3 separate regions of the Mus musculus genome follow, and regions 1 and 2 are each linked to region 3. Evidence: chromatin loops called from intact Hi-C (ENCODE). Cell type or tissue: heart. All regions are shown on one strand.

Region 1 (8,000 bases), 420 kb before region 3:
ATAGGCAAAGGAACTGTTCAAGTCTTTAGCTGTCTATGGAAGTAACTGCATTTTTGGGGACACCCTTGGCTTCCTCATCTGATGACTGATGATAACACCATCTGCACATAGTAGTGATGACGTGTGAGAGTCTTGTGTACGATGCATGGTATGACAAGTCCTTGGAAGTACTGCCGTTTTCCCCCTTCCTCTTACTGTAACTATATCTACTGCATTTTTTCCTGGATGTTGGCCAAAGGAGGAGGAGGAAGCAATGATCCAGGTGCATAGTGAGACTTTTTAAATAGCTTCTTGGGTTCTAAAAGGTGTGTGCTTTTTAAAAACTAACTAAAAAATTATTTCCTTAAATATGCCAAGTTTGATGAACGTTAAAGTTAAATAATACGCAAGGCTTGATGCAAGTTAAAAGTCACGCATGCATATCCATGCACGTGTGTATGCTTTAATACAAAAGATGTGATTTTAATAAAACCATATTACTTGCCAAATTTTAAATACACGTAAAATTGTTTTTTACCTATCTGGTCACCTGTATGTATAAAGTAAAATAGTCACTCTAGCTGTGAAGTCAGTGTCGATTTTTCCTATTGGTACTAATATATATTATTATATGTAATCTATACAAGTCCTATACGCTCTCAAATACCCCGTTTACATCATTTAAGTGGACCTTCCTCTGTTGAAGTGATTGATGCCATCCATGCCTGGGAATATACTTTTCTAGTTGTGTCACATCTATTCCTGACCACTAGAGGGGGCCACCCTATAATAAATGATTCTCACCTAACAGAAACACAATTGAATCAGTGTTGCTAGGCCAGGGCTACAAGTTAAGGGTAGCACATGTCTGATTTATTTTTAAAAAAACCACGAGTAACAAATCAAAGCTTTGGGCAGGAATGATTTGGAAAGGAACTGGAGGCGCTGATCCACAAAACGTTCACAGTTGTGTGCTAGAGGCAGAGCAGGGGGGACTTAGAAGCATTTGCGGTGGACGATGGAGGGCCCAGCTTCGTCGTATTCCTGTTTGCTGATCCACATCTGCTGGAAGGTAGACAGCGAAGCCAGGATGGAGCCACCGATCCAGACAGAGTACTTGCGTTCTGGAGGGGCAATGATCTGTCAGGGTAAGAAGGGAAGAATATTAGTGCCTAGCAGACGTGCCTTGTGCTGTCCCTTCCTGGAAAACGAGGACATTGTTCTCTATGAGGGGATGGGTTTGTGGAAGTTGGAGTGTTTCCCCAGTGAGCCCATTGATTTTTCTGTTTTTTTCCCCCTATGAAATCTATGCCAAACCATCCCTAATTCCTTTATCCCTTTATTGGGCAAACCCAAACTGGCCCTAGAGCCCACACGGGGCCCCTTTGTAAAAACCCTGACAAAATCTCTTGATTCCAGAGCTGACCTCAGCAGGCGCTGCACGTTCTACAGAAGTCCTACTGTGTGCAAAGACGATTGTTCCTGAACTTTCTGTGCAAGTAATCTTCCACCTGATTAAACTGGCCACTGCTTTCTGATGTCCTGACCATAAGCACCGCCCAACACAGAGGGCTCAGAGTTCCCATTCCGGTGTATCTCCTGTCATGCTGGCCTTATTCAGAGTACAGATCTTACATACCAGATCATGCCCACTTTTTGTTTTGTTTTGTGTTTTGTACGAGTGAATGGCGGAGGCGTTGTGCAGAGTATCAGACAAGGGATTTCTCTGTTGCAGCAACTCAAACATAGAGCCAAGCAACACCAAATTCCACTCTAGTCTTAGTTTCTTGAGTAGCAGAGGATGCTCTAGTAAATAAAGTGTTTGCACATGCTAGCCAGGGGCTTACTTTGTCTCTGTCTGCAAGCTCTGGTTCAACATTTAATCTTTCCTCCTTCACCAAGCTCTCACTGTGCCCTGTGCCAAGGGTTCGACAGGTTCTAGCTTACTTAACTTCTATAATAATTCTGAAGGGTAGGTATCCAGTGATGTTCAAGTTGCAGATGAAGATACTGGCTCAGGGGACTGTCAGTGATGCTCGCTAGTGGCTGTATCAATAGCAGGTTTAATTTCAAAACTGGCCCTCAGAGGAGTTTTGCTTTGAAGGTACACATTTTTGTTTTTCCATAGTGAGGGGGTTTGGTGATAATTTTAGATTTCCAGAACGTTGTACCCAGGCTCATTTTATGAATGTACCATCTTGGTGACCTGAGCTTTTACTGGGTGTCTGTGTTCTCTGACCATACTGGACCCCTGAGTTTCACATTCATTTCCATCTCAGAAGTAAGGTTTGGAGAATTGAGGCTTGCCTAACTCCTACTAGATGCAGCCTGTCTGTTCTCAAACCCCAAGTACATAGAGTTGGCAGCATGCTCAGCTAGGTATGGAAGGAGGGGGACTTGAGCTGCTCTGACATGCACAGGAAGGAGCACAGGCTCTTCAGGAAGCAGTGGCTCACTCCCTATAGACCCAGGACAGGACTCCTCAGGGCCCATTTTAAGTGGTAGTGTTAAAATCTAACCCACTGTCACCTTGGCCTCATTCCCTTTGGAAAGAACAGAGAGCCTGTTAAACTGCCTCTTAGCTTGTGGCTGTTCTAGAAATGCCCCTCCTGCTGCTTTCTGAGTCAGAGGGTCTTAGTGTGGTACCTTGATCTTCATGGTGCTGGGTGCGAGGGCTGTGATCTCCTTCTGCATCCTGTCAGCAATGCCTGGGTACATGGTGGTACCCCCTGACAGGACGTTGTTAGCATAGAGATCCTTCCTGATGTCAATATCACACTTCATGATGCTGTTATAGGTGGTTTCGTGGATGCCCGCTGACTCCATCCCTGGAAAAGAGACACAGGCAGTGATCCTTGGATGCTGGGTAAAACTCAAGCTACACATGGAAAATCAAGTTGGCCCAGCTACGTGGTCATCTCCTGGGTGAGGCTGGCAGGCATCATGAACTAGAAACTACCACATCTCCTGGGTGAGGCTGGCAGGCATCATGAACTAGAAACTACCACTCAAGAGACTAAAGGCCCTTCTTGTGCTCCATACCATCCTCCTGGCTCTTGTCTAAAGGAGGAGGTTCAGCTGCAGCGATTCTGGGGTGAGATTGCAACATGATAACGCCAGTGGCTGGATAGATATTCTGCTATAATTGGCTTGAGTAAGGAGCCAGGCCTTCCGATGCCTGGTAAGAGGTAGGGCCAGGGCCATGGGTCTGAGCAGGTTCATCTCTCTGCCATTGTTCCTTTATGTTCCCAACACCCAAGTTTGAATGGTGCAACTGTCAGTAAAGTGTCTCTCCTACTTGGATAAAGTGTTTTGTTTGTTTTCAGTTTTGGTTTTGTTTTAAACACAGGTCCTTGGCTGGCCTGAACTTGCTATATAGAACAAACTGGCCTCAAACTCATAGAGATTCGCTTGCCTTTGCTTCCCTAGTACTGGAATTAAAGGCATGTACTACCATGCCCAGCTGCCAAAGATGCTTTCTATGCAATCTTTGTACAGCTTTTTTTTTAAGGGGTAGAGGCGAGGGGTGGAGTTTCTTGTTGACTTCTGACATAGACTTTTTAAAATATACCACTAGATGGCGCCCACGGCCTTCTTAACATTGTGATCTAGTTATAATAGCAATGCCACCAGCTAGTTTTACATTGCTGGCAGTAACCAATTGTTGAAAGCTTATTTTGGACAGGCCCTGTGCTGAGGGCACCGCACAACTCTGCTATAAAACTTCCAACTGTCCTGGTATGAAGAAACTGACTCATAGAAAGCTTTAGTGACATTCTCGAGATCATGAAAATAGAACAGAGTTTCAAGCCCAGGCCCCCAGCCTCCAAAGAGGATGCCTCTGCAGACCCAACGTGACCCTGCCGTGCCAGTGTGGAATAGACGCTCTCTACTTGTTCTGTTTTCCTTCTCTCTCAGCAACCCCAAACTCTCAGCACTCAGATCGTCTTCCCCAACCACCCCTGTGTTCCACTATCGTAAACGTAGATAACTTTTAACCTTTGCATTATGTGCGGAGAATGCGTCTGTCTTGACTCTGACATAAGAGAGTTTTCCACGGGAGACAACCCCTGTTTTGGCTCCCTATGTCTTCTCATTTTGGAAATGTGACACCATCCCTACTTTAGAACTGCTTCTGTTTCTGAAGCCCTGGTTCATTTTTACCTGCTAATGGACCCTGATAGCAGAGGCTTGGCTTGTTCTTGGTACAGAACAGGGAGACCCCACTCTCCATTGCCTACCAATGAAAGATGGCTGGAAGAGAGTCTCTGGGCAGCGGAAGCGTTCGTTTCCAATGGTGATCACCTGCCCGTCAGGCAGTTCGTAGCTCTTCTCCAGGGAGGAAGAGGAGGCGGCCGTGGCCATCTCATTTTCAAAGTCCAGAGCTACATAGCACAGCTTCTCCTTGATGTCACGGACAATCTCACGCTCGGCTGTTAAACACATAACGAACATGATACACATTAGGGTTGATACAGGCGCTAAAATCTACCTGTCCCATGTGACTCTTCTACTGAACCAGCTTCTCAGAAGTCTCAGAGTTTTCAAAAATGCCTAAAAGATCTTTGCTGCCCTACCCAGATCGGCAGTAGCTTGATCTTTGACACATTTTTCACTTTTCAAAATGAAGCAGATGCTCTCTGGGAACAGCCCCAGTTCCATTGGTACACACGGAGAGATGGGAAAGGTCCCAGCTATACCTCTCTCTATTGTACACGTTCTCTTCTATTTGTAAATGAAGAAATTAAAAAATTATCCACGTAGTTCTGTGGGGTGTAGCTGGGTGGTAGAGGGCTTGGCTAGCCAATACAAGACCCTGGGTTCGATCTCCAGCAGTATAGACAAAAACGATTTTCCACTTTGACTTGCCGCCTACACTGATGTCTATAGCTACTCTCAAAGAAACTGTAATAGCTTTACAATCACAAAGCAAGGAAAGCTAAGCTTTCTCTGTGCATTGGGGTCAGGCTTTACTGTTGGCTAAGTCTCTGACATACCAACCCTTTTTTATTATTTTATTTTTATTTTTTTAATTTTAGCATGTTAATATTATTATTTGTATGTGTATGCATGTGTGTGCAAATGGGTGTGCATAGGAGTGTGTGCTTGGGTGTGTTTATGTGTGTTTGTGTGTGTGTGTGTGTGTGTGTGTGTGTGTGCATTTCAGGTGTGTATGTGTGGACATCAGAAAGCAAATCTCAGCCGTCAGTCCTTGCCTTTCGCTGTGAGCTCAGGAACTGACCGTAGGTTGTAAGGTTTGCACAGCAAATGGTTTTATCAGCGAAGTCTCCTCTCTGGCTTTATGTCCCCATTCTCATGGGGACAGCCCTCCTTCTGATAGGTTACAGTGAGCAACATAGTGTCTTCCATCCTCTTCCCTCCACCTCCCCCCACCCCCGAGCCTCACCAGTAGTCACGAAGGAATAGCCACGCTCAGTCAGGATCTTCATGAGGTAGTCGGTGAGATCTCGGCCAGCCAAGTCCAGACGCATGATGGCATGAGGCAGGGCATAGCCCTCATAGATAGGCACGTTGTGAGTCACACCATCTCCAGAGTCCAGCACAATACCTGGGGAACAATTAAGTATGCTGTAAGTCACCACGGCAGCAGGTGCTCAGTTACTTTCTGTCTTTCACACGGAGGCTGAGAGGAGTGGTGAGTCCTAAGAGCCTTACATCAAGGGAAGAAAGAATGTGCTCTATGGGATAGGTCAGAGCTAGGGCTTGGGAGAGACAGAAAGAAGAGGGAGAAGCCATTAAAAATTTATTGCTGGAGAAGTAAAGAAGTGTGGTGAGGTCCAGGGCTGGTTTTGAAAAGGCGAGGGCTTTTTCTTTCCTTTTTGCGGGCTCTGGGGGAGGACCACATCTCTGTGTGCTCCAATTCACTTGTCAACCATCACAACCCACAGGTTGTACCCATCAAATATCACACTTTACGATGGATTCATTTGATCAAGGTCCCCACCTCCCCGGCCACCTACCAGTTGTACGTCCAGAGGCATAGAGGGACAGCACAGCCTGAATAGCCACATACATGGCGGGGACATTGAAGGTCTCAAACATAATCTGCAAAGGAATCCAAAGGGTTAGGTAAATGGTGCTATCAGCCTTACATAGAAGACTGAAGAGCATCCCCCATCCCACCCCTGATTCAGACCCTCCAGGGGGAAAAAAAAAAGCCAAGGCAGCTCTGGTCACATGACAAAGAAAGATGAAGGCAGTGGCAATAGTCAGCCATCACACTGGTGACCTGATGGGAGGGGGAGGAGCCAGCGGTTTTGTGCACAGGACCTGATAAGGTGAGAAGCAGCTAAGTCCTAGCCTTGGTCCTGAACTGGATACAACAGTATTCACTATGGTGTTCAGTTTTTCTTTATTTCTCAAATGTAAAGGGAGAAGGGTTTTGGCCTAAGCTCTCAGAGAGAGTCTAAGAGTTATTAACTACATCAAAGACAAAAGAGAAGACCAGATAAAATCCAATACTGAGATTTTTCCGGGAATAACCCTGGTTGAGTGATCTGTCTGCAGTTCAGTTTGATCTTCTCCATGGTTTTATGCAATTTGGGGTCAATGCTATCCATGGAACCAGACTCCACCCTGCAGCTGTAGTGGGTGAGGCTATGATCCTGGCAGATACGACCTATACTATGGAATAGAGGACTACATATAAATGTCGACCCAATAGCCCATGCAATTCAGGGACAAGAGAAAAACTGGAGCTCCCTAGATCCCTCCTACATGAGAACATGTCCGCAGTCTGCATTTAAATAACTCTCTAGTTTACAAACCAGAAGGAATGTCTGATATTTGCTAAAACTCCATAGTTCTCAGTCATTTTTCCACCTTCATGCAATTTACAGGATGCTCCTCACCACCCAGAACAGCTGATGTGCTGGTGAGCACAGCAAATGCTCTTCCCAGGAGGGGGCCCTGGGCTGTGTGCATTTGCTATTCTTCAAGGGGAAAATTCATGGGTCAACTCTAGGCATTGCCACGCCTAGCTATGTGACTTTAGGAAAATCACTTTGTGCATCTGAGCCTTAATTTCATCACTGAGGTAGTTAGGATAATAGTTCCTGCCTTAAATCATTAGGAGTTAGAGTGCACTTGCAACACCCTGTGCTTGACCAGGGCCTGTGAGGAACTGACAGTAGATGCTATCATTTATCGGCTCATCCACATCAGAACTCTCTAGCTGGTTCACTGGACGTTCCCTAGGTGTATGGTCTTAGAATTCACACAGACAGTAGTGACAGTCTTTGTTACTCCTTGTTGGATATTTATCATACCACACCCCATGATACTTGCATATAATTTTGGCATCACTTAGCCTACATATCTATCCCTTGAAAAATAATGGTGTTGATATTCCTAACCAAAAAAAAAAAAAAAAAAAAAAAAAAAAAAAGGAAAAAAGAAAAGAAGCAGGGGTCCTAAGAAAAGAAGTGGCTTTTGGTAACTGATAAGTAACAGATTCAATCCCTACTATATCATCCTGCATTTTCAATGACTTATGAGAAGTTTTTAGCCCTAATCTTAAACCTTTAAGCTTTTCTTCTTGCCCTTTGAGGCAAAATTATGTTGTTTTGTGGAGTAAGGGTGTGAACACTAAGATTCCGGGGCTTTGGGGTTCCTGGGTCAGTCTGTTGGTGAACTGTCAGTTTGGACCTTATGTCTGCCTGTCGTGCTGCAAGTTATCCTGGTTGCCCATGCCCCAAATTCACCAGGGTTAGATCCTGGAGCAAATATTTACCTGGGTCATTTTCTCCCGGTTGGCCTTAGGGTTCAGTGGTGCCTCTGTCAGCAGTGTCGGATGCTCTTCAGGGGCCACACGAAGCTCGTTATAGAAAGAGTGGTGCCAGATCTAGAGAGATGGGTAAAGAGGAGCGTGGTAATCTGTTCTTGTGGGATGCAAAAGGTCCTGGAAAGGGACAGGGATGTTCAGGACAAAACTAGAACCGGATAAAATGCACAAGACCTCATCTGTACAGATGCAGAAGCCCAGAGAGTGAACACCATAT
Region 2 (8,000 bases), 110 kb before region 3:
CAACGTTAGCCTTTATGAATGTGGAAATGTTTGTCCTTTTAATTAATTCATTCATTCATCCACCCACCCATCCATCCATCCATTCATATATGTGTGTATGTGTGTATGTATGTGTGTGTGCAATATGTATATTCACACATGTATGTCTGTGTGGATATATCTGTCATGTGTCTGTATGTAGAGCCCAGCAGTCAGTGCCAAGTGTCTTCCTCAGTCTCTCTCCACTTTAGTTTTTGAGACAAGTCTCCCACTGAATTGACTAGGCGAGCTATCCAATGCGTTCCAGGGTTCTACTATCTCCAACACTCCCCTGTCCTCCAGACACATGTACAGCCTTTTACCTGAGTACTGGAGATCTGAACTCAAGTCCTCTTGTCAGCACAGCAAACACTTTACCTACTTACCGGAAACCTGCCCGGACTTAAGGGACCAGAGCTGAAGCGGACCACAGCATTGAACGAAGGCCAAAAGACCGATCATCTTCTGCCTTTTAACTCTCTCTAACTGTACTGGGGACTGGAAGCTGATGGCTTCTGGAGACTTAACACTCTCTTGCTTATTCTAGCTGAAAATCGCTGACTCACTGGCTTCTTTCCTCTTTATCTCTCTGTACTTTGTAAATCTCTATGCTTTATTAAATCCCAGAGACTTAACTCTCTTATTGTTCCATGCTTAAATAAGTGCTGAAGACTTAACTCTTACTGTGCTGTGCTCAAAACTTAACTCTTGTTGTTCTGTGCTTAAGTAAGCTCTGAAGACTTAACTCTTTATGCTTAAATATATACTGGTCTCTTACTCTGAAACTCTCTTATTATTTGTGCTTTAATAAGTGCTAAATCTGGAGAATTAACACATGATGTTTAGCAGTGGAGGATTAAGTAAAGGATTAATTGCTAGGGCTTCTTTCTCTGATACCCAGGAGCCCCTTGCTGGTGAGAGGCTCTTGAGCTCTTAACTATTTATGAACCAGAGAGAAGAGAAAAGGAAAGAAAGAAATTCATCTATATAGACAATGTGCACAGGCACATACACATTCATATATACATACATTCTGGCTTGGCCTGACCACCTGTTTCATCTACTCCACAAGTGCTCATGTATAGTTACACATAGACAAACAGACATATACATAATGTATACATTTGGTGGATAGATGGATGGGACAGAGCCCCCCAAGTCAACAGTGTATTTCTTTTCTCTGGCCTTTTTATGGACAAAATTTCTTAGAAAATTACCTCCTAGATAGAATGTTACACAAAAAGGGAGTCAGAGAAGGATGTTAATATTAAGTTCAAACAGTGTTTCATTCTGTAAGCTCATTATAAGTTCAAAGCAACAGCAACTTTTCTCTGAGTGTTCTGAAGAACAATCCATGGTGTAGAAGCAAACACAACCAGAGAAGACACAAAGAAGTGTCCTATTGGGTTTTGGTCTGTAGTGTACATTTTGTTATAGATGAGGAATCAGAGTGAGGGCAGAGACTGGGCCAAATCCTTGAGACTTTTGTAAGGGAAAGGGTGAAAGGATTATGGCCCCCGGAAGCAGATTCAGCTTCTCCTACAGGGTCCCCATGAGCCCTGGGGGTGTGAAAGAGGAGTTCACTTCCTCCCAACTGTAGGCTGCTAGGTCAGTTGGATGATCCTACGCAGTAGGTCCAGTCTTTCCAAGAACTTACAGAATTCCCCAAAGCACACAACAGAACAAGCTTATTCGTTTCTTCCTTGTTCTAACTTGTGCCCGCGATGCTCCTTTACGTTGAACAGGCTGAACTTGTTGCGTTGCAGCCACAGGAAACACCCACCCCTCTTCTCTGCTACCCTGTTTTAGAGCTCTCCACCTCACCCCGATAGAACCGGATGCTGATCTCATACTCTGTCAGGTTATTCTGCTCTCAATGACCCCCTGCACGGTTTCTCTGATTCTCCATCTCAGGAGCACTGAAGTCAACGTGCAGCCCGGGGAAACAGGTGTGCATGGGGTGTCTTGCTTCCCACTCCCTAAGCCTTTCCCAATTCTGAAGTTCTCTTACCCAGTTCCTGCTTGCTTAGCTAGATGCATCAGATGATTGTTTTGAGAGGAATGAGAGTTCACAGGTCTGTAAGGTTTTTTGTTTGTTTGTTTGCTTGTCTGTTTTTTAAGGTCTGAGGCTATTGTAGTGTCTGTGGGCAAGCATTATTAATCACTCTCTCATTTAGTATACATACCACTGCACCAACTGTTTCTGAAATCCAACTCAGAGCATACCATCTGACAGCTGCAAAGGACTTCATGAGCACTGAGTTATGTGTCAAGTGCTCAGGGACCTCTGACAATCCTTTCCCCGCTGGTCTCCACATAGGCTTGGACTCAGTGGTCAAGCTGTTCTCGCTGCCTCTCCATTTCCTTTTGGCACCCGCTAAGATCTCCCACCGCTAAGACATACACTTATGTGCTTGCACACCACTCCCATCCATCCCTATGATGATCATGGAATTTCAATAATTGTTTTCCCTGTTTGGATCTCAAATTTTTCCAAGTATGCCTGGGTTTCTTCATACCTTCATCATATCTCCATTCTTTTAATATCATGAGACTAACTGAGGAGCACAAATGTTTGACACTGAAACATGACATCATTCACAAAGTTATCATTCCAGAACAATATAATCAAGTTATGAAAATCAAAGTCTCTCTCTGGTCATCTCTTTCTGTCTCTGTCTCTGTGTGCCTCTCTCTCTCTCTCTCTCTCTCTCTCTCTCTCTCTCTCTCTCTCTCACACACACACACACACACACACACACACCTTGTGTTTTAAGTAAGTCATGATGTTGGGTTGAACCACATTCATGGCTGCCTGGGCCATGGGTTGAACAAATCTTGGCAGAGTGGTCCACAGACTAGCAGACTGACATCTTTGGGGCTTATGTAAGAGTCAAGCCTTGTTCAGAGAGATCTATACAATAGTAGGTTCTCAGATGAGGACTGTCTAAGAAACATTGTAATAATACAATTAAAAAATACAGCATCTTAATTTCAAATACTAAACATATTTCCATCACCATTCCAGTAAATTCCATTAAAGCAATTGTAAACCCTTTGATCATATTTCATCAGGTAGCCTAATAAATTGGAGTCTAGGATTTCTTCTCATTTCACAATTACGTTTTAGGAAGGGACCAACACAAAATTGCCAAGCCACTAACTATAGAGAGGTACAGTCACAGTCATTGAGCCAAGGTAAGGCACATGAATATGTTACTGTTGGTAGAGAAGGTACAGGTGGGAACAGCCAGTAAGTGCTTCGCATTGTTTCATAACACCCCTCATTCTTTTTTTCCTGGAACTGTTCTTTGTGAACAAAACAAACAGCAGAATGTCAGGGCCAAAAAAAAAAAAAAAACAAAACAAAACAAAACAAAAACCACCTTAATTTCCCCTTGGCTCCTTCTCAATCATCCTCCACAATGTCCGCAGTACTGTAAGTGGGAAACAGGAACACCAGACCTGGCTGTAACTCATGAATGTTAGGGGCCTACCTAGACCTTAGCTCTAAAGAACAGTATCTCTGGAGTGGTGGTGTGTGTGGGGGGGGTGAAGACAGATTAAATGGTGTGTTTGGGTGGGGGAGGGGGAAAGAAGGCTTTCCTATTGATAAACCTGGTAACTAAACATTTTTGAGTTTCTCCTGGTTATGGCTTGAATCTCCTACTTTGATATATTTTAGAAGTTTGGGGGGTCACTCATTATCTAATCTCACCTGATTTCGCCTTTTATTTGTTTGTTTGTTTGTTTATTTGTTTATTTATTTATTTGGTTTTTTGAGACAGGGTTTCTCTGTATAGCCCTGGCTGTCCTGGAACTCACTCTGTAGGCCAGGCTGGCCTCAAACTCAGAAATCCGCCTGCCTCTGCCTCCCAAGTGCTGGTATTAAAGGTGGGCGCCACCACACCCGGCCTTAAATTATTATTCTGTGTATGCGTTTTGCCAATATGTTATGTCTGTGATTCATATGAGCGCTTTGTACCCACAGAGGCCAGAAGAGGGCGCCAGAGTCCCTGGAAGTGAAGCCACCTTGTGGGAACTGAGAATTGAAAGCAGCTCCTCAGGAAGAGCCACCCTAGCTCCTAACCACTGAGCTACATACCCTGGCCTCATCTTTTACTTCTTGGCCTCTAGTTATGCATCTGATTGACCTTGTTCCAAGGCTGGTCATTCTCACTCTCGTGTGCTTTTATTTTTGTCTTGACTTTGGATTTTTTTTCTTCTTGCTTTATATATTGCTATATATTCTCTACTGAGTAAATTTATTTTAATTAAAAAGGATTATACAGGGCGACATAAGGCGATTTTCATGAACGAATCACTGTACTTTGAACATATTCTCCCCATATTTCACTGCCCTCAGTTTCATTTAGACTTTCCTCTGACCTATCTTCTTATGTTATTACTTCTGCTCTCATTAGCCTTATATCCCTACTAGTTCCCGCCCCTCTTGACTCAGTGAGAGTCTTCTTAGATCACTCACGTTAAACTATCTCCCTATGAGTCACACAGTCTAGCAAGGAAAAAGCTTTTTTGCTTTTTTTGTTTTGTTTTGTTTTTGTTTTTGTTTGTTTGTTTGCTTTTGTTTTTCGAGACAGGGTTTCTCTGTGTAGCCCTGGCTGTCCTGGCACTCACTTTGTAGACCAGGCTGGCCTCGAACTCAGAAATCTGCCTTCCTCTGCCTCCCGAGTGCTGGGATTAAAGGCGTGTGCCACCAAGCCCGGCTGGGAAAAGCTTTTTAAGAACCCTTGACAAGAAGCTGAATCTCTCCCCACAGTACGGTGATTACATTCCTCTCTTAAAACCATAAAGAATGGCTTGGGGGTCAGAGTGGGACAATAAATACAATTGTACTTATAAGACGAGCAGCATTGTGTTTGCCTGCCAGGAAAGGGGTCCTGTAGAAATATCCTACAAAGAAATGACGGTCCTGGTCCTTCGAGTCAACGCTGCGCTCTTTGAGAAGGTTCTCCAAAGCCCGCACAAATTTCATACCAACAGGAGGAATCCCTTCTGTTCAAATTGATTGATGATCTCTCCCACAAGCTCCCGCTGGAGCCCACCAGGCCTGATGGTAATGAAGGTACACTCACCGTTGGTCATGTGTGCTGTGGTCTGGGAGGGACTGAATGTTGTGAAGACAGTCTCGGTGATGCTAACAGAGACCAACCCCACTCACTCTAAGCCTGTGACCATCCGAGGAGACTTTTGCATCCAAGTTGGTAAGAATGGTTCTGTAGAGAGCCCAGCTTGTGGTTTCAGCCCAAGGAGCTGGTGGACTTCAAGAGTTGTGCACAGGACTGGATCTATGAGTGACAGGAAGGCCCCTGCTTTGCCACCTTCTGACCCCTGTTCCCACAGGCAGGGGACCAGCAACTCTAGATATTTCTGGATCTTCCTTTGGCCTTTAGGGATCCTCTGGGAGCTGTGACTCCCTGTGTAGTGTTAAGTACCACTATTAGATTAAAATGTCTCATCGCCTGTGAAGAGAAGGAGGAGGAGAGGGAGGGGGAGGGGGAGGGGGAGGGGGGGGGACTCAATTTAGAAGAGAAACTAAATTGACAAGACCGAAGTGTTTAACCACCAGGCAACAGGGAGGGGTATGATGGATCCTTAGAATGACAGTTCACTGCTAAAACTCTTCCTTTCCCCATCCCCTATCTCCTTTCAGTCCTAGGGACAGAAGCCAGTGTCATGGGCAAGAGCTCTGTCACTGAGCTACATCCTAGCCTTGGAACCTCACTTTCTTTTAAAGGACTTTGAATGTCATTATCTTTCATTCTATCCATCTATCTGGATCTATATCTATCTATCTATCTATCTATCTATCATCCATCCATCCATTTATCAAGGGTGCCACACGGAGGTCAGAGGACCACTTGCAGGAGTCGATTTTTACTTTCCCTGGGATTAAAATCCCATCCCAGCTCAGATCCTAGGGCTTAAAGTCAAGTGATATAAGCCCCTGAAGTCATCTCCCCTAAGCCAGTTGAGTCTCAATTTCAATTTAAATCCAGGAATTCAATTCAGGATCATGTCCCTCACTAAGATGGACTATTAGGAAACTGGAAATGAGTGAACCATCCTCTAAGAATCAACTAGGTATTATCTCTGCTGTCCAGAATATTACAGTCTGCGAATTAATCCGCTTCAGTTAGCAACATCAGTAAACATTAAAAATAGGAAAGGACAGAAAAGGATCCTGTCTGGTCTTGCATTGTGCAAGGAGAATTCTATGCTAGAGCTGGGCTGGAGCACCAAGACCCAGAGGCTGGAAAATTCATGGGAGCTTCCTGGAAGAATGGATAAAACCGTCTCTCTCCCAATTCCGGAAGTATTTCTGCTGCAAACTCTCAAATTTAGCATCTAGGGATAATAAAGCTAAAAGCGGCGGAGAAGGGCACCCTCTGGCGACAATAGCAGGACACAGTGGGAGGAAGCAGCGCTAAGATGGAGTACCACCCCAAAACAAAGCTCCCTGGGAGCTGTAGTCGAGCCAGGTTGCCTGGGTGAGTGCAGTTTCCCGCCCTTAGTGATGTGGGGACCCAGCGAGATGGAGCTCACTTTAGGAAACAGCGGGGAGTCCCCCAAAGGACTAAGGTATTCCAGCCACACCCGACTAACGCTGCAAATATGTAGGAAAGAGAGTGAAGCAAGATATTTTTAATGAGTAGCCCTGTCTAGTAGTAGATCCCTCAAAGCACCAAGTGTGGGTAGGGGTTACATCCGGCACCCGGCAGTCAGGAGTCATTGGCCACGCACCCTTCGCCAGCGTCCATTCTGCCGAAAAGCAAGTTCTGGCCTTCTGCAGTTAATGCTTTTTTACCCATCAGCAAGATGCACCAAGATGAGACTTAGAGGTAGGTGGTCGTCGCTCTTAAATGTGGGTGGACGCAACTTTTGTTTTCCTGGGCTGTCCACTAGGGGCGCGTGGTGGACTCTGGGTCCTAAGCTATATATCTAGTCACTCTTTTATCCAGAACCCACCCTCAGCTCACTCAAAGGCTTTCAAAAACAGCTTTTTTTTTTTTTTACTTCCGGTTGTTTATTTGAGAAGGAATGCACCAGAAATTACAGAAACCTTTTTAATGTCCCACAACCTCTCAACTCTGTAAGTCTATTAACATGTTATTGTGTAATGGTCTCTCCCCCTCCCCAACCTCCCTGTGTTCCTCAGGTTTGGTGTTTTAAAATGACAGCTGATGTAGGAATTCCTCTCTGTGGAGATAGAGTGGACACAATGAATTTCTTTCTTCCCCCCCCTCCCCCTCCCTCGCCCTCTCCCTGCCCCCCTTCTCTCTCTCTCTCTCTCTCTCTCTCTCTCTCTCTCTCTCTCTTCTTTCTTTCTTTCTTTCTTTCTTTCTTTCTTTCTTTCTTCCTTCCTTCCTTCCTTCCTTCCTTCCTTCCTTCCTTCTTTCTTTCTTTCTTTCTTTCTTTCTTTCTTTCTTTCTTTCTTTCTTCTTTCTAAAATATTTTCTGGATTTAAATGTTGGTAAAGGAAGAAGAGAGGTAAACGTTAGAAGTAGGGACTGGGAATCTCAAATTAGGGTGCAGTTCAGAGATGAAGAAGGCACAATGAGGTATTTGTGTCCTCATGAGGAAAGTATTTGGGAGTGCTGAAAGCAAGCAGTGTAAATAGCATCAGGACAGCAACTGCTCAGGAGGCCATGCGCCTGAATCACACTTATACTTCAGTAAAATGTTAACAAAGACTCCGAGACAACAGAAGGAAAAATTAGAACACGTTGGCACCCTGAGAAGTGTGCTATTCAAAAGAGTAAGGCAGTGGCTGAAAAGACCATGCAGGAGGAGATAGGACCATCAAGATACTCTGAGCATGAAAAATACACAGGGTCATAGAACAAGGGTTAACAAACTGCCACCCGGAGGCCAGCTTGCTATTTGCTTCTATAAATGAAGTTTTATTGGATCAGGTGCTCTCTTACGCTGCAACAGCAGACTGGACTAGTTGCTCACAA
Region 3 (8,000 bases):
GCCACGCTTTGCCTTGATGATAATGAACTGAACCTCTGAACCTATAAGCCAGTTCCAATAAAATGTAGTCCTTATAAGAGTTGCCTTGGTCATGGTGTTTGTAGTAAAACCCTAAGACACTCCCCTTTCCTTCCCTCCTTTCAAAATGTCACATGAACTGCCACTTTGATCTTTTTACACATTCATGGCCTCTCCTTTTATTGTTGTTAGACACATTTATGCATATGTTTGTGTGCATATATGCAAGCGTGCACACACACACACACACCACTCATATTCCTAAACACAAAAATACAACCTGCTCAGTCCGCATAATGTTCCTTGTATGTATCTGTTTTCAGGGCTGATCATTTGTTATTCACAATAGCCAGTGAATGGAAAACAAACCAAATGCCCTTCAGCTAATCAATGACTAATGAACTGTAGTATATCCACTCCATGGAATGCTATGCAGATGTAAAAAGAAATGTAATCATAAAATGTCTGGATATTTGAAAAAAATCATAATAAAGAGTCAGACTATTAAGTACTCACATCCCCCAACCTATAGTACATGTAAGTACTTTGATAAACATACATATATAGTTTAAATAAAGTTTTACTCTTTGGGCTGACGATACTCCCTCCAAGAGCCAAAGAATATGTAACCAAAACCCCAACACCAGGTGTGAGAGACCCTTTTAAAGTTGTTGGTCTAGGTTGTCCAAGAGACTTCCAGAAGATTATATGGTATTGCTATTGCCTTTGTTTGTATCGCCGAGGTGGAAGGTAAGTCCCTGTAGCTGAGGACACCATGCAGTTCAGACACAGAGTCCACAGGACCCAGAACTGGAACTTACCTGAAGCTTCCTTCCTGAGGAGCAACTTTTATAGCATGGACCACACAGACAAAACAAGCGACAAATACACAATCCAGTGGGCAGGATAGAAAGGATATGGACAGAATAGCTAAGCTTAGCCATGTTTCATCTTTAATTTAACAAAACCCACATCTTACACTGTTCTACTTCTAATACATGTAGAGGAAATGTCTTGTATCTGTATTGGCACCTATCAATAGTAACACTGGTGGCCTATAGCTTAGGTAGGAATAGGAGAGGGAACATCCTGTAGGCAGAAAGGATTCTGGGATAACACTTCGGGGAGATAACGTTGTGTGTAACTTTTGCTACCCAGCCTAAGCTCCAGGAATGTGCCATGCTACCAGCTTTCCTTGAATCAACGGATAAAAGACTCACACACAGTTGGTCAATTTCAACTTGCCCTTTGACACAATTATTGGCCACTACTATCTCCTGCCTGGAAAAGTGTGTCCTTATCGGTATTCTTTGTTCCACACTTCCCACCTGCCCTAAACTTTAGTTGCTCAGTTACATCTAGTCCCTGCTCAACTCCCCTGTCCACCCTCCTGTAGAAGTAGCCTGTGTGGTCACTGGTTTCAAGATCTCACATGGATGGTCAACTTTTCTCCATCAGAAGCATGGTGAACTCTCCTATCCTTGTGTCTCCTTGCTTACCTCCAAGAACCGGGAAGACCCGCCTATCCCTTCTGCTCAGCAATTGGCCCATGGCTTCTTTACTGAAAGATTAAGAACCAATCGGGGAACAGGACCTTAGCATCAGAACCATACCTACAGAGTGATACTTGGTGCCTGAGCACAAGTAGGCAGCCACATGATAGAATGTAGGTTAGAATAAATAGGTTATTTAAAGATATAAGCTACTCGAAAAGAGCCTGGCTATACAGTCAAGTTAATTGTAAATATACTTTGAGTGTATCGGGAGCATGGGGCTTAAGAGGAAGAACCAGGACTACCTTGTACATACATATGTATAATGAAGTGGGAATTTTCAGAAAAAAGCTGGAAATATTTTCCAAACTCGCCATTCATTAACCTACCTGAGAAACAATTACCACAACATGATATTTCTTCTATGACCAATATTTAGAATTCAAGTTTCTTTCAAAGAAATCTGAAGTAGATCCACCCAGGCATCATTTACAAACATTAAAAAAAAAAGCTAAAAAAACCAAAAATACTTTATTTAACAGGAATAAATGTAGTGGTTGTTCAGAGACATTGTCTTTGAAGAAACAGGAGCGATGCATTAGACCTGGAAGGCCTCAGTCTCCTTGGGTTTGTCTACAGTCTTGAAGTCTTATGGCAAGGCTGAAGGCTGATGACTGACTCTGGGAAAGTAAGCAGCCTGGCCCCCCACTCCTAAAATACCAGCTACCTTCACATTTTATCTGCATCTAGGTTTACATATTCTCATAATCTGCTCTATTTTCTGCTTTTAGAAACACAGCACATAATCCACTACAATGCTTTAACTTTTCAACAGTTACTCAGTATTAACTGTATTCTAAAAACAGTGAATAGGAAATATGAGTCTTAGTGACTATGTGTGGAGAGGTGGAGTGGAAAAGACAGTACCTCTGAGTGAACGCCATCCAGGAGAAAAAGCTTTGAGTAGATGTGTCAAAACATTGGCCTGACATATATTAGCATTTTAAATGATTCATTTGATCAACCGACAATTTAGTGCTAGACATCTAAAACGCAAGTCAAAGAGGTAGATTTGTTTTGTTTTGTTTTGTTTTGTTTTGTTTTGTTTTGTTTTTGTTAAATCTCACATGGCTTAGAATTCAGTGAAAGTAACAGACAAACAGGTATATTACCCAGGGTCTGCTTTCTCTGTAACATGGCTGACGTTTAATTCGCTGTCAAATTGTTCTCACAAGTTTCTCATTTTACCGTGTATTATCTGAAGCATTATTTAAGGCACTTGGGGATAGCAATCTGATTCAGTCAAGGATCATGGACAGATGCAAAATTCCTGAAAGAAAATGCCACCGATGCAAAAGGACTCTCTGGAGCACTCTGTGTGACTCGGAGGGGCTTGGGGACCTCCAGGAAGCAAAGGCTTTTACTGTCTTGTTGCTAACCTCACACCACCACTCTGCCCTGCCCAGGCCAACAGTGGAAGAGATTTCTGTCCTTTCTCCCCAGACATCAGGAATGGTATGGTGTGGTGCACTCTGGACATTTGCAGAGAAAAGCAAGAAGCCAGCCCTGGGGCAGAATATACTCTTGCATTGACAACATGAATGTCCTCCCATTCAGGACCATCTGCTGACAGAGCAGACATTTCTCATCAGATTGGCCAGTGAATTTCAGGGACAAGTTACTGCCATGTACATAATTAGCAGAATTCCATCTGTGCCTTTAACTATATTAACACCTAAATCAGGCCAATCTACAGCTCCTACCATGGATACACACATCTCCTAAACATCTTACGATTCAGCGAGAGCTCAAATCGCATTGGAAATTAGCAATATCCACCTGAGAGTCTGCTCCAACCTGGATTGTCTAGTAGATCAGTCTATTCTGCTACTATATAACACACGTGAGCATGGTAACATTTAAAAAAAATATGTCTTCAGTTCGTGGTCTGGGATGTAAAATCCGAAAACATCACAGCGTGGACAACTGGCTTATGGTAGACGGGAAGCCAGAGAACAGGTATGGTCTGCCTCAACCTCTCACTACACCTCACCTTTAAAAGGTCCCACCACCTTTTAACATCACCACTGTAGGGGCCAGGCTTTAATAGGGTGTTCTTCACACTCTATCCAAAGCGTAGCACCCAGCAGTTGCCCGTGGACACAGCTACATATGTATCTTGTCCTCTTTCAGACTGAAAGTGGTAATAACCTTCCACCAGGCAGTCCCCTACTGAAGGGACTATTTCTTCCTTGGCATACCTCAAATTCTTTACGTGTTTTGGAATCTTAAAACAAGCCCCATTTACGATTTGATGAATTCAGAAATTTTCTCCCATCTGGACCCTGTCTCATATCTCTTGCTTGTATTGTGCATATTCATATTTTCAATTAGGAAAATAACTGAAGGTATTTACAGTCATGATTCTCAATTGATGCCCTGGAGGGCCTTATCAAGTCCAGTGGATTTTTGGTTGTCGCAATTGTGACGTACTACTGACACCTAGAGGCTATACACAAAGATGCAGCCTAAGTATTCTACGCTATACAAACAGCTTCCCACAATAAGATCCATCAAGTCCACAAGTCAGAAGCGCCAAGGTTCAGAAACTCTGACTTACCTCCATCTCTTGGCAGACAATTGCTGACAGCGAGGGCTCACTCTGAAGCTCTGTTTCTGGAAATCCTACCTGCGTCATTAATTTTGTTTGGCCGTGACTGAGGGGTTCTGGCCAGAACACAACATAACACAAGTGGAGAGCATGCGAGCATGCGCACATGGACCCGCCCTTGACAGGCTGAGTCCTTGCTAAGGAATGTGCTCATGCGCCTTAGTATTGCTGCGCTGTTCGGTTTACTAGCAAGGACTGGAGCCACCGAACTCTGAGTCTCAGGGCAGGGGTACATATGTACATTTATATATGTGCACGCATATGTTACTTGTAAATGTAAATAGAAGGAGGACTATGAGAAAGAGTTCCAAAGAAAGGAACAGGAGAGAGTAATGAGACTGAAGACAAAATATTACATGGTTTCTCTCACAAGTGGAATCTAGCATTAATTATACATATGCACGTGCATCTTTGTGTCTCCTAGTTTGCCTTCTATTGCTGAAATAAACACCATTATCAAATGCTGCTTGGGGAGGAACGAACTCGTTTCATCTAGCTTCCTGGTTCACTATTAATCCCTGGCAGTCAGGGAGGAACTCAAGGCCTGAACCTGGAGGCAGAACCTGATGCAGAGGACATGGAGAAACACTGCTTACTGGCTTGCTCAGTCCACGAGGCTTGCTTATCTTCTTTCTCACACAACCCTGGATCCTTTGCCCAGGGTTGACCACACCCACGGGGGGGGGGGGGGGGGCAGAGCCTTCCCATCCAAGACAATCAGTTGTTGATCCCAAAATTGTTCCATGGACCAATTCAGTGGAGCTTTCTTCTCAATCATAATTCTCTCTTCTCAAATGACTCTAGCTTGTGTTACGTTAACCAAAAAGCTAACGAGACCAGTATGTTGTATTTATATGCAATGTGGGGTGTAAAGTAGGTTGGCTTCCACTGAGGACTCTCCCCAAAGACAATGCCAGCGTGCTTCTTATTAGCAAAAAGGACAACATCACCTAAATCTCTGTGAGGTCCATTTCTCTCTTGTTTCTGTAGGAAACGGATTTATATTTCATTCTGGGACAAAGGCATCATTATTTTGTAGTTACAACTACCAGTGTTTCTATAGATGTGATGTGCTACACACGTTCTCATTATCCACAGGAGATAGAGAGTGGCTAGAGAAGCAAGCTAGGGGTCTGAGAGTGTTCCCTAACCTTTCATGTGAGGACTCCCAGTGCTGTGATTGGTTATGGGGTCATGAATTGGACAATTCCCAGGGGATGGGGCTGGGAACAGCAACTGCTTTGGTTGTAGAGCATCCCCCCCCTCCCCCCTCCCCCCTCCCCCCTCCCCCAACACTGATTCCTATGGAAGTCTGTTCAGAAGATTCTGGATTACAGACTAAGACAGAGAACAAAGCCTCCATACTGAAACAAATGTGAAGCAACTGCACCTTGTTGCTATTTTGATATGACTCTTTTAAAATGCCTTTATGTAACAAATAATGTCTCTGCATGCAACCTCCACAGCAAGTATTGTTAATTGCGTGGAGTACTTTTAAATTTTCTTATTAATATTATTATGAATGTGTATCTTGTGTATGCGTGGTGTGTTTGTGTGTTTGTGCGGTGTGTGTGTGTGTGTGTGTGTGTGTGCTGTCACAGTGTGACAGAGCATGTGAGATAATCAGAACACAGTGTTAGGTAGTCAGTTTTCTCCTTCCAAGATTTGGACATTGGGATTCAGAGATTTACAGTAACCCCCCTTTTTCCCTGCTCCCCCCACACACACCCTTAAAGGAGGCCACCTTCTTTGGAAGTCCGAAGAGTCACTAAGTGGTTAGTAGCCAGGGTACCCCATCTTTTGGCCTTATGAAGAAGGAAGCATGCTCCATCTGATCCCCAGCCAGCATAAGACCCTCACCTAATGTAGAGACCAACATAAGACACCAAAGGGAAGCCTCAATATAGCCATTCCACGGTACACGCATGTTTCAATGCATCGTGTTGAATATAAGTACATGTAATTCATATTAGTCAGGATGGAGAAGGGGAAAGTGAACGCAGGAATCTGGAAGAGGGAGGGAAGGGAGGAAAGGAGTGACAGAAGAAAATGGAAGGCTCTAACATGTGTTTTAGTTAGGGTTACTATCGCTGTGAGGAAGCATCATGGCCAAAATAACTGCAGGGACAAGGGTTTATCTCATTTACAGTTCCATATAAGAGTTCATCACCAACACCAGCGAGGGTAGGAACTCACGGAGGGAGACCAGGAACCTGGAGGCAGGAGCTGATACAGAGGCCATGGAAGTGTGCTGCTTACTGGCTTGCCCCCTGAAGGCTTTGCTCAGCCTGTTTTTTATAGAACTCAGGACCATCAGCATAGGGATGGCCCCACCCACAATGGGAGACCCCCTCAAGTAATAATTAAGAAAAAGCAGTAATTAAGAAAATTTGTTACAGTTGAATACTAGGGAGGCATTTTTCTCAATTGAGATTCCTTCCTCTCTGATGACTCCAGCTTTTGTTAAGCTGACATCCAGCTAGGCAGCACAACATGGAGGAGACTGGATGTGGCTAGGACCATCCACCCCTTAGCATCCCACAGAGGTTTAACTGCAGCCTCTAAACGTGGGCGCTGGAGAAGTGGCTCTGGACTCCAGTCTGATTAAATAAATAGTCACTTAGTTCAAGCACGGCTCCACCTTTCCTCACACGTGTTCCCATTGGTGTAGCACACTGACTCCAGCAATCCAAATCAGCAAGAAATATAAAAACAATAACAACAAAAAAAGGCTAAAATCATTAAAACAAACAAACAAAAAAAACTAAAACCATTCACAAACCTTTTATGTATAAGCCTGCTTTACTGAGACTATCTCAGGAATGGAAAGAACCTACATATTAATATTAGATAATCCTTGTTTTACAGGAAGGTGGGGGAGGGGGAAAGAAATATTAGTAGAAAGAAGGAGAGAAAACAATGAAAAGAAGGAAATGACTTTATTTCTTTCTCCTTCTTTACTGAAAATACTCCTTTACTCACACAACAAATCCTGATTATAGGATTTAAGAACAGGCTTCTAAGAGATAACAACCAAACATGACTAAATAAAATACAATAAGATGAAGCAAAAACTATTATCAATAGTCCCAGTAATGCAAAGATTTCGCTGTAGTAGTTCTGCTAATTTGTTAATCACAGCTGATTCTTCAGCCCCGGGTAACCAAAACCACAGAATCTTCGAAATCAAAACAGCAATTGCCCTAACAAGAGTCTTTAATCATCCCTCTGAAATTTCACAAACCAGGCCTCCATCTTCTGCATGGTTTTCAACATTATCTTCCGAGCTCCTACAGGAACTCCCACAGAGCTCTTAAGAACAAATGGATCTTCTAGCCCAAAGTTCCAAAGTCCTTCCACAGTCCTCCCCAAAACATGATCAGGTTGTCACAGGAATACCCAACTATGCTGCTACCGATTTGTCTTAGTCAGGGTTTCTATTCCTGCACAAAACATCATGACCAAGAAGCAAGTTAGGGAGGAAAGGGTTTATTCGGCTTACACTTCCACTTTGCTGTTCATCACCAAGGAAGTCAGGACTGGAACTCAAGCAGGTCAGGGAGCAGGAGCTGATGCAGAGGCCATGGAGGGATGTTCTTTACTGGCTTGCTTCCCCTGGCTTGCTCAGCTTGCTCTCTTATAGAACCCAGGACTACCAGCCCAGGAATAGCACTAACTACAATGGGCTGGGCCCTCGCCCTTGATCTGGATCTCATGGAGGCATTTCCTCAAGGGAGGATCCTTTCTCTGTGATAACTCCAGTTTGTGTCAAGTTGACACACAAAACCAGCCAGTACACTCTCTCAACATATTAGATC

The links. Peaks named below come from ENCODE experiments on the same cell type or tissue, not always from the same donor. Only the 100,000 strongest peaks of a DNase experiment are listed, where the experiment ranks them.
Region 1: a loop joins it to region 3, with 4 times the contacts of the local background. A loop is called at or near these places in 11 of 42 quality-filtered maps.
Region 2: it touches region 3 in a loop (5-fold over the local background); 10 of 42 quality-filtered maps call a loop at or near these places.

Annotation. Positions count from the first base shown.
Region 1 is chr19:34,240,692-34,248,691 of GRCm38, forward strand. Acta2 (actin, alpha 2, smooth muscle, aorta) reads right to left here. Exons shown (of 9, transcript NM_007392.3): 4 at 7,733-7,843; 5 at 5,961-6,045; 6 at 5,387-5,548; 7 at 4,221-4,412; 8 at 2,626-2,807; 9 at 1-1,119. The coding sequence ends at 976. Among named protein-coding and RNA genes, the nearest start is that of Acta2, 11 kb to the right of the region's middle. In heart, CTCF peaks have their summits at 745 (motif pointing right) and 3,550 (motif pointing right); a DNase peak (open chromatin) is centred at 3,570; H3K27me3 peaks cover 1,035 bases.
Region 2 is chr19:34,544,142-34,552,141 of GRCm38, forward strand. It overlaps Ifit2 (interferon-induced protein with tetratricopeptide repeats 2), which reads left to right and starts at 6,553. Exons shown (of 3, transcript NM_008332.3): 1 at 6,553-6,881. Gm31417 (a long non-coding RNA gene) reads right to left here and starts at 588. Exons shown (of 3, transcript XR_386665.2): 1 at 405-588. In heart, CTCF peaks have their summits at 4,010 (motif pointing right), 6,421, 6,953, 7,914 (motif pointing left) and 1 weaker place; DNase peaks (open chromatin) are centred at 4,020 and 6,500; H3K4me3 peaks cover 1,191 bases; H3K27ac peaks cover 1,541 bases.
Region 3 is chr19:34,658,139-34,666,138 of GRCm38, forward strand. It overlaps a transcript of Ifit1bl1 not described here. Among named protein-coding and RNA genes, the nearest start is that of Ifit1, 21 kb to the left of the region's middle. In heart, a CTCF peak has its summit at 4,020 (motif pointing left); a DNase peak (open chromatin) is centred at 4,233; H3K4me3 peaks cover 667 bases; H3K27ac peaks cover 909 bases.